2 separate regions of the Homo sapiens genome follow, and region 2 is linked to region 1. A link is an interaction called in ENCODE POLR2A ChIA-PET data of the cell type or tissue named here. Cell type or tissue: PC-9. All regions are shown on one strand. Each heading gives the region's core, and the rest is flanking DNA. Links, peaks and the distances in the headings are about the cores only. Region 1 overlaps SSPN-AS1 (SSPN antisense RNA 1). Region 2 has its middle 11 kb from the start of BHLHE41.

Region 1 (4,395 bases), core at 157-4,156:
GAAAATTATGATGGTCTTGAACAGAGTAGTTATTAGCAAAGAATACATGAAAACATGAATTACTTGTAGGTATATTCAGTTCATCTTATTTGCTCTTTACCAACTTAAAAGAAAGATATAATGAAACAAAATATTTTAAGAGTAAAAAACAGAAGTCAAATAGTAAATAAAATAGGGAGATCTACATAAAATAGGAGAATCTACTATAAACAAGACAAATAAAATACTTAACTCTGAAAAATACGGACACTTCCCATTATCATGTATTTTCCTTTCATAGTGTTTCCAGAGCTCCAAATAAATTAGATTTTAAAATTTCATTTTCACCTCAGATATATTTCCTTCATCTGAACAGACATTGGAAGCTAGCTCAATGATTAAAAATGTAAAAAATAATGGTAGACTGAAGTCCTACAACAATATCCGTGTTCCAATCCTTAGGATCCTGTAAATCAGTGGGCCCCAACCTTTTTGGCACCAGGGATCAGTTTTGTGGAAGACAGTTTTTCCATGGAGGGGGTAGAAGGGTCATGGTTTTGGGATGATTCTAACATACTATATTTATTGTGCACTTTATTTCTATTGTTATTACACTATAATAGATAATGAAATAATTATACCACTCAGCATAATGTAGAATCAGTGAGAGTGCTGAGCTTGTTTTCCTGCAACTAGATGGTCCCACCTGGGGGTGATGGGAGAGAGTGACAGATCATCAGGCATTAGATTCTCAAAAGGAGCACACAACCTAGATCCCTCACATGCACAGTTCACCATAAGGTTGGCGCTCCTATGAGAATCTAATGGTGCCACTGATCTGACATGAGGCAGAGCTCAGGCAGTAATGTGAGCAATGGGTAGCAGCTGTAAATACAGACGAAGCTTTGCTAGCTTGACTGCCGCTCACCTCCTTCTATGTGGCCTGGTTCCTAACAGGCCTAGGACCTGTACTGGTTTGTGGTCTGGGGGTTAGGGGCACCTGTAATGTTACCTTATGCTGTAAATGTTACCTTATATGGAAAAAAGGGACTTTGCAGACATGATTAAGTGAAGGATCTTGAAGTGGGGAGGTTATCCTGGACTACCCAGGAGGGCTCTAAGTGCAATCACATGTATCCTCATAAGAGAGACACAGAGGGAGTTTGACGCAGAAGAGGAGAAGGCAATCTGACCAGAGATTGGTGTGATGTGGCCACCAACCAAGGAATGCTGGCAGCCACCAGGAGCTGGAAGGGGCAAGAAGTGGATTTACCCCTAGAGGCTTTGGAAGATCTGCAGCCCTGTCAACTCACACCTGGTTTTCAGGGTGGTGAAATGAATTTCAGATTTGTGGACTATCAAACTACTACAGATAATTTCTGTTGTTTTTGGACATCCAGTTTGTGGTATTTGTTACAGCAATAGGAAATGCATACAAAAGCTATTCTGAATTAATGCTTACTGACACAGGAAGTGAAAAGGGTGGCGAGGGGGCAGAATTTTTAAAAAATGAGATAGCATGAAAATTATGTGCATTTCTACACCAAAGGAACAAACCCCAGTACTTGTTTCATTAGGTTTAGGGCATGTGTTTTTAAAGAAAAGCACATAATAGCTAGGTCATATTGGCTGGTAAGGTTTTAGTGCTAATCATATAGGAAGTGTTGACTTTTCACTTGTTGAAGGGACTACAAGCTCTGAAACCTTTTTTTTCTTTTTCCTTTTTTTTTTTTTTTTTTTTTGAGGCAGGGTCTCGCTCTCTTGCCAGGCTGTAGTGCAGTAGTGCAATCATGGCTCACTGCAGCCTCAACCTCCTTGGCTCAAGCTGTCTTCCCACCTCAGCCTCTCGAGTAGCTGGGACTACAGGTGCGTGTCATGATGCCAGGCTAACTTCTGTATTTTTTTGTAGAGATGAGGTCTTGCCATGTTGCCCAGGCTGGTCTTGAACTCATGAAGTCAAGCAATCTGACCACCTCAGCCTCCCAAAGTACTAGAATTATAGGCATGAGCCACTGCACCCACCTGAAATATTTTTTAAATAAGTCAACATAATACATGCAGATGATTAAAAAAAAATAGTGCAGGCAGATTTGGACTGAGCACTAATTGGCTAATTCTACGCTCCCAAACTTCCCAGCCCCACTCTTCATTGGAGGTAGTGCTTCTGATGGTTGTTTTCACAATTCCAAATAACATGATTATATCTCTATTATCAACTTTAGGTTGGGGGGAATTCCAATGACCTCTCTATTAAGAAAGATGAAGATTCAGCTCTGAGGTTTTCTAGCTGGATGCAGATTAAAATCACCTGAAGAGCTTTTAAAACATATCTATAACTTGTCCCCACCCCTATAAATTCTGACTTATTTTGTCTTGGGCGGGTTCTAAGTTATTAGTCATTTTTCAAGATATTCAGATGATTCTGCTGTGAAATCAAGGCTGAGAACTAACTTGGCTCGCATTCAACCCCTGAATTCCTTCCTTCCTTCCTCCTAACATTTACTAGTATTACATACTTTCTTCTTTTTTTGTCATTCTTACAAGTAGGTGTTTTTATGGTATTAATCTTTATTCAATTAATCTTTATTTTAGAAATATAGGCTGGGTGCGGTGGCTTATGCCTGTAATCCCAGCACTTTGGGAGGCCGAGGCAGGCAGATCACTTGAGGTCAGGAGATTGAGACCATCCTGGCCAAAATGGTGAAACCCTGTCTTTACTAAAAATACAAAAATTAGCTGGGCATGGTGGTGCGCACCTGTAGTCCCAGCTACTCGGGAGGCTGAAGCAGGAGAATTGCTTGAATTCAGGAGGTGGAGGTTGCAGTGAGCTGAGATCGCGCCACTGCACTCCAGCCTGGCGACAGAGTGATACTCTGTCTCAAAAAAAAAAAAAGAATATCATTAAATATCTATTTCTTGTCTGTAAACCTTGGATGCCATTTTCCTGATTCCTAACTGTAGTAGGCAGAATTCTAAGATGATCCCCCAAGTTTCTATCCCTTGATGTGCATACCTTGTGTAATCCTTTTCCTTTAAGTGTGGGCAGGGTCCGTTACTAATCAATTAAGTTTGAGTTAATCAACGGGAGGTGTCCTGGGTGGGCCTGACCTAATCAGGCGAGTCATTTAAAAGAAAGTGAAGCAACAGAGATGCTTTCCAGCTGGCCTGGAAGAAAGCAAACAGCCATGTCATGAACTGCCTCTGGAATATTCCATGAGGAACACCAATCTTACAACAACAAGGAGCTGAAAATCTACCACAGTCAGTGGGCTGGGAAGAGGGCCCCCACCTACGATTAGAGTGCAGCCCTGGCTGACTCCTTGATTGCAGCTTGGCAAGACATTGAGCAGAAAACCCAGCTGGTTCATGCCAAGACGTCTGACCCACGAAAACTAGGAGATAATGAGTGTTGTTTTAGGCTGCTAAGTTTGTGGTAATTTGTTATGTAGCAAGAGAAAGCTAAAATACTAGCCAAACAAGATGAAGATATCGTGACTCTTACTGTTCCCTTAATATCACTTCTCTGTTTCCTGAATCCTAGTTTCTATCCACTACACGTTTATTTTTATATTTTCAAGGATAATAATATTTACATTAGCCGGATGCGGTGTCTCACACCTATAATCCCAGCACATTGGGAGGCCAAGGCAGGCGGTTCACTTAAGGTCAGGAGTTCGAAACCAGCCTAGCCAACATGGTGAAGCCCTGTGTCTACTAAAAATACAAAAAAGTTAGCAGGGCGTGGTGGTGGGCAACTGTAATCCCAGCTACTAGGGAGGCTGAGGCAGGAGAATCTCTTGAACCTGGGAGGTGGAGGTTGCAGTGAGCAGAGATCATACCACTGCACTCCAGCCTGGGCGACATAGCAAGACTCCGTCTCAAAAAAAAAAAAATTTACATTCTGTTCTAAGATATGATAGTGCCATGGTTATGAGAAGGGTCTGTAGCAGACTGGCTTTGTTTGAACCTGGTTCTACTCACTTTAGCTGATTAAATTTGGTCAAGCAAGATACTCTATCTGTAGCTCAGTTTGTTCATCTGTATTTTACAGATGAAGAAAAATAGGTCCTACTTCATGGTGTTGTTGTGAGAAACAAATGAGTCCATGCATGTAAAGTGGTTAGAAGAGTGACTAGCCCATAATATTAATAGTAACTTAAGATTATGTTTATGCTTTTCATGATTGGACTATTAGTTTATTCTAAAACTTAAAAAGTAATAAATTGCGTTTACTTAAATGAGACTAAGTAAATTTCTTTATAGCAGTGCCAAATGGTGTGCTCATATTTAGTATCTTTATCTGCAGATCCATTGTCATGACTTCTGAGCTGTTTGAAAGAGAATGTTCTCAGAATCAAGGTAAAATGGATACTATTTTTTTCTTATACTTCATCAATCCTCAAAAATTTGCCATAT
Region 2 (4,395 bases), core at 152-4,151, 140 kb before region 1:
GAACTCCATTAATGCTTCATCACTGTTTCCAATAAGCTTCCGAATCAGGCTGAATCTTTTCCCACTTGCAGGTATAAGATGTTCACTGCCTTTGCCTCCTTACCACTTGCTGACTTCTCTATGTAGTTTATTCTTTGGATCACACAGTGCCTGGGACATAGGTGTTCAGTAAGAGTGGAGGACATGGGTTCGTAACACGCAATGTGATGCTTTGAAAAGTTGTGCGCTGTTATCTTTGGAGGCGATCAAACTGAACTAGTTGCTAGAAATGTTCATTCATCCAGAAAATATTTATTGAGAGTCATACATATTTATTTACAAAAGGCCATGTTTATTTACTTATTTATTGCCAGACACCATTCTTGCATTGCACAAAGCAACGAACCAAACTAAGTCCCTGCTTATCCTAGTGAGGTGGACAAGCAATAAACAGATTATGAGTGTGTATACACACACAGTACATCGTTGTAATGACAGGTGATACCTGCTATTTAGAAAAACAAAACAGTAAAAATAAAGGATGATGTTGGTGGGGAGGAAGCATTTTATACATTGCCTATGGGTTGCTCGGGGAAGGCCTTTCTAAAGAACGGTATTTGAAAAGAGACTTACAAAACATGGAGAGAAAAGGTGACGGAATTGGCTTTCCAGATATCTGGGGACCCAGTCTTGCAGGCAGAAGAAGGAAAAAATGCAAACATTCTGGTAAAGAATCAAGCCTGTCCTGCTGGAAGACCAGCAGGGAGGCTAGTATGAAAGGAGTGAGGAAAGGGGAGAAGAAAGAGGAGACCGTGAGTAGGAATTGATAGGATTAGAGATCCAGCCCTTTCACCTGACATTCTTCCTAAGGGCCAACTGAAAAAATTTCATGCTGAGGGAGAGGATGACTAATTGTCGTAAATAATCATTGTGTTGGCAAATGCCTGGGAAGCTTTGAGACTTTGCTAGGAGTCGTAAACATCACGAGCGGTGATGAACTTGCCTGTATGATCGCTGCTGTATCTCCAACGCCTGGCACATATAGAAGCTCAATATATATTTGAGTGAATGTTTGAAGTTTATCTTTGCTTTTTCAACCTTTCAGAATATTAATGACTAAACTGTCTCGTGCAAACGGTCTAACGTGGTGGGGGGCCGCGGGGAGGAAGTGCAATTGAAACTCAACCTATAGGACATTATGCATACATATCATTAACAGACAAACAACAAACAAAGGATGCCTTGTGCTTTGTTAATGTCTGTTAGCTTCCAGCAGCCTGTCTCCAGGGTGGCACTCACTGTGCCATTTAGACTGGAGAGATTACAACCATTCTGTAATGTCTTAGCAAATACTGGCACCTGACCTGTCCAGATATTTCTGGCAACGTCTGAGATCTTTTTCCATCACATGACCAAAGCCATATTTGCAGAGGGTAGTGGTACTTCTCTACTTTTGCAACACCCTTGGGTATACTCAGTTATCTAAAAGACACCATGAACTCCAAATTACTCCAAAGTAATTGTTCATTTTAGGCTGTTTATAAACAGGCATGTTTCAGAAAGTGTTACAAAATCAACGTGGTCACTTCCAAGAGTGAAAGTGTTAGATGACCAATTTGCCCAAAAGGGGTTTGTAAATAACTAGATGGTAATTTACCAAAAAAAACCCAACCAAACAAACAAACAAAAAAAAAACAACAAATCCATCCCCCGGCCCCTGGCTACATTAGTTTCCTTCATTTTACTGCACCATGCAAAATCCGTTCGTGCCATAAAATCACTTCTCTTACTTTACACCTTGAACGGAAAGTCCCAGTGTATTTCATCACAATTAAACAAATCGCCTAGTACTTAATTAGTGGGAATTCAATTTGCAAAACTCCACGTGAGCCCAGTGAAAAGATGTAATGCCTCAGACAGCCGGTACTGCGACACCTCGTTTGCCCAGAACTCTCCTCTGGCACTTTCTCCCCACCCCCACCCACCACCTGGGGTTTTCCCCGCAAGTCCTGGCCCGGGGCCTGGACCTGCTGAGGTCCCGCCCGGCCGCGGCCCGCTCTAGACCGGAGTTCCCGCCCCAAGGCCCTTCTGAGGCGGGTGTCGACCTTCGCGTAACCCGCGCCCAGGAGGGCCGCTCGGAAACTGCTGTGTCAGAATGGTTTGAGGAGTCCCGAGTCAGAGCCAGCTTTAATTCGGGAGGGATGACTACCCAGGGCTGGCCCGCGGAGACGCAGCCGGGAAGGGTGTGGTGCAGCTGTCGGGAGAGCGCGCCCGGGCCCGGCCGCCTCGGCTCCGCCCTCGGCCCCACGGTCCCCCATCCCGCCGCCCGCCAGCGCCCCGGGGCCAGCGTCTGGAGAACTGTGGACGCGCACGCGCGTAGGACGGCGAGCAGGCCCCGCCCCTCCCCGGCCCCCTCTCACGTGCTGCTCAGCGTGCGCCCAGACATGTGCGGGCACACGTGACAGCGCCGCGTCCGGCCCCGGTTCCCTAACCCCGCGCGGCTGTACTTTGAACCCAGGCGTGGGAGACTGGAGCAGGGAAGGGAGGAAGGAAAACCAGGCGGGGAGGCCGGCCTCGGGGAGAATGATATCATCTGCAGCTTTATCGCTAGGCAACCTAAGAATGCTTTTCCTCTCTCTCCAATCCTAGAGCCCCTTGAAGAGCTCAAGGCTGATGACATTATTCCCCCCTCCTTTCCCTCCAACCCCCCATGCAGCGCTCAAACGGTGATTCAAGGAGCAAGGGTTGGTTTACTAGTTTTAAAATGAGGATCTTAGCAGGCACAGTTCAGAAATCGATCCATTATCGCGCCCACTTGGGTCTGCAGAGGCCTTCGGGGGTGCCTGCAGTCAGGTGCCTCTCTGGTCATACGCGGTTTACACAACCACGATATGGCTAGGCAGATAGATAAGCCTTGTTCAAGATAATATGTATTTGAAAACTAAGTCCTGCTTAAGGTGTCTTAGAATCCTGTGTCTTTATAATACTATAAGGGTTTTTCTGGTTGCTCTGAGTTACAGGTCGCCAGGAGTTGGGTCAGACTGAAGTCCCCCTGTTACAGCTAATTTTCGAATCACAGTGAGGAAGCCGCAAGGCCGCATATGGAAGCAACATGTATTAAACTATCTGGCAGATACTCAATATCTCTGTTGTGCAGCACATAATATTCTGTGTGCACACCCATATGGAAAAGGCTCCAAAATTGAAACCTTAGCTAAAGTTCACAGTGCCCTAAAAATACTCTATATAAAAACTGTAGCACATGGCCCTCTCTCCAGCTTGCTGGATTCTAGAGGTTCTCTCTGACCAGCTTCATAGGTTATTTTGGTCCTAGATCCCTTCTGTTATAGAGAACCTCTAGGGCACAACCAGGACCACACAGGTATAGAGGGGCAGAAAGCCCACCGTTATGTGGAGACTTCCAAACTAGGAAAGGCACATTTCTGGATGTCTCCAAAGTGAGTGGATGATGGAATAGTATGGTTATTTGTAGGAGACTTTGAAAATTATTTCCCTAGAATTTCATCTCTCTCAAAATTATTGCATGCTCTATGCCATAATTTAGCAAGATTATTATGGTGATAATCTTTCCTTCTCCACCAGCAAGTATACTCTGCCTTTGAGGATCGCACATGGGCTAGCTCAACTCATTCCATGAGAAAACCTTAGCCTGTCCCTCCCCATTACTAAAACTATGGCATAAAAGTATAAAGAGCACTAGACTCAGAACCAAAAATCCTGGTTCTCTTACTGAGCTCTATGACCTTGGACTAGTTCTTTGCCTCAGCTTCCTCCCAAAGGTTTTTGAAAATCAGGCCTTAGGATGCCATGTTTCCCTCTAGAACTGCTCAGTCTCTCTCACTCCCTTACTCGAAGGGAAAGAAGTCACCATTAGTTTCTTTTGTAAAACAGATAGATGGAGGAGGTGAGACAAAGAGCTGCTCATGAGGTACTGCTTTCGTTCCCCTACCACATGAGATATGATCATGCTCTGAATACTATCATATCTCACTTCGCAGCAGGAAATATCGTGACTCCCTAGTCCCAGCCCATGGTTCAAATCCTCAGGAGGCGATTTTGGTGAGAGCCAGCATAGCAGTCACGCTCTAAAGAGACTGGCAAGTTAGGAAATCCTTGCTTAGACCTCAAGTCAAATATAGCCAATTAAACTGTACTGCAGCTTATTGTAAATGGCACTTTTTAAAGTTTAATTTCCAGTTGTTCATTGCTAGTGTATAAAAATACAATGTATATTTGTTTATTGATGTTTTCTTCTGTAGCTTTTCTAAATTCTTGTATTTGTTCTAGTAGGATTTTTTTTTGGTAGATTGATTCCCTATGATTTATGTACCTGATAATGTCATCTCTAAATAAAGAAAATTTTACTATAAAAACGTAAATAAAGTGTAGTGCAGC

What was found. Peaks named below come from ENCODE experiments on the same cell type or tissue, not always from the same donor. Only the 100,000 strongest peaks of a DNase experiment are listed, where the experiment ranks them.
Region 2: POLR2A ChIA-PET joins it to region 1 with 12 read pairs; 6 of 35 experiments call an interaction of 5 or more read pairs at or near these places.

Annotation. Positions count from the first base shown.
Region 1 is chr12:26,248,583-26,252,977 of GRCh38, forward strand. All of the region lies in intron 1 of SSPN-AS1 (SSPN antisense RNA 1), which reads right to left. LOC105369705 (a long non-coding RNA gene) reads left to right here and starts at 4,290. Exons shown (of 6, transcript XR_007063249.1): 1 at 4,290-4,338. RefSeq lists an enhancer at 2,014-2,183. In PC-9, for the core only: no CTCF peak of the experiment used is centred there; no DNase peak of the experiment used is centred there; H3K27ac peaks cover 331 bases.
Region 2 is chr12:26,112,108-26,116,502 of GRCh38, forward strand. No RefSeq gene overlaps it. Among named protein-coding and RNA genes, the nearest start is that of BHLHE41, 11 kb to the right of the region's middle. RefSeq lists a silencer at 2,053-2,402. In PC-9, for the core only: CTCF peaks have their summits at 1,815 and 2,016; DNase peaks (open chromatin) are centred at 374, 894, 2,134, 2,524 and 1 weaker place; H3K4me3 peaks cover 2,793 bases; H3K27ac peaks cover 4,000 bases.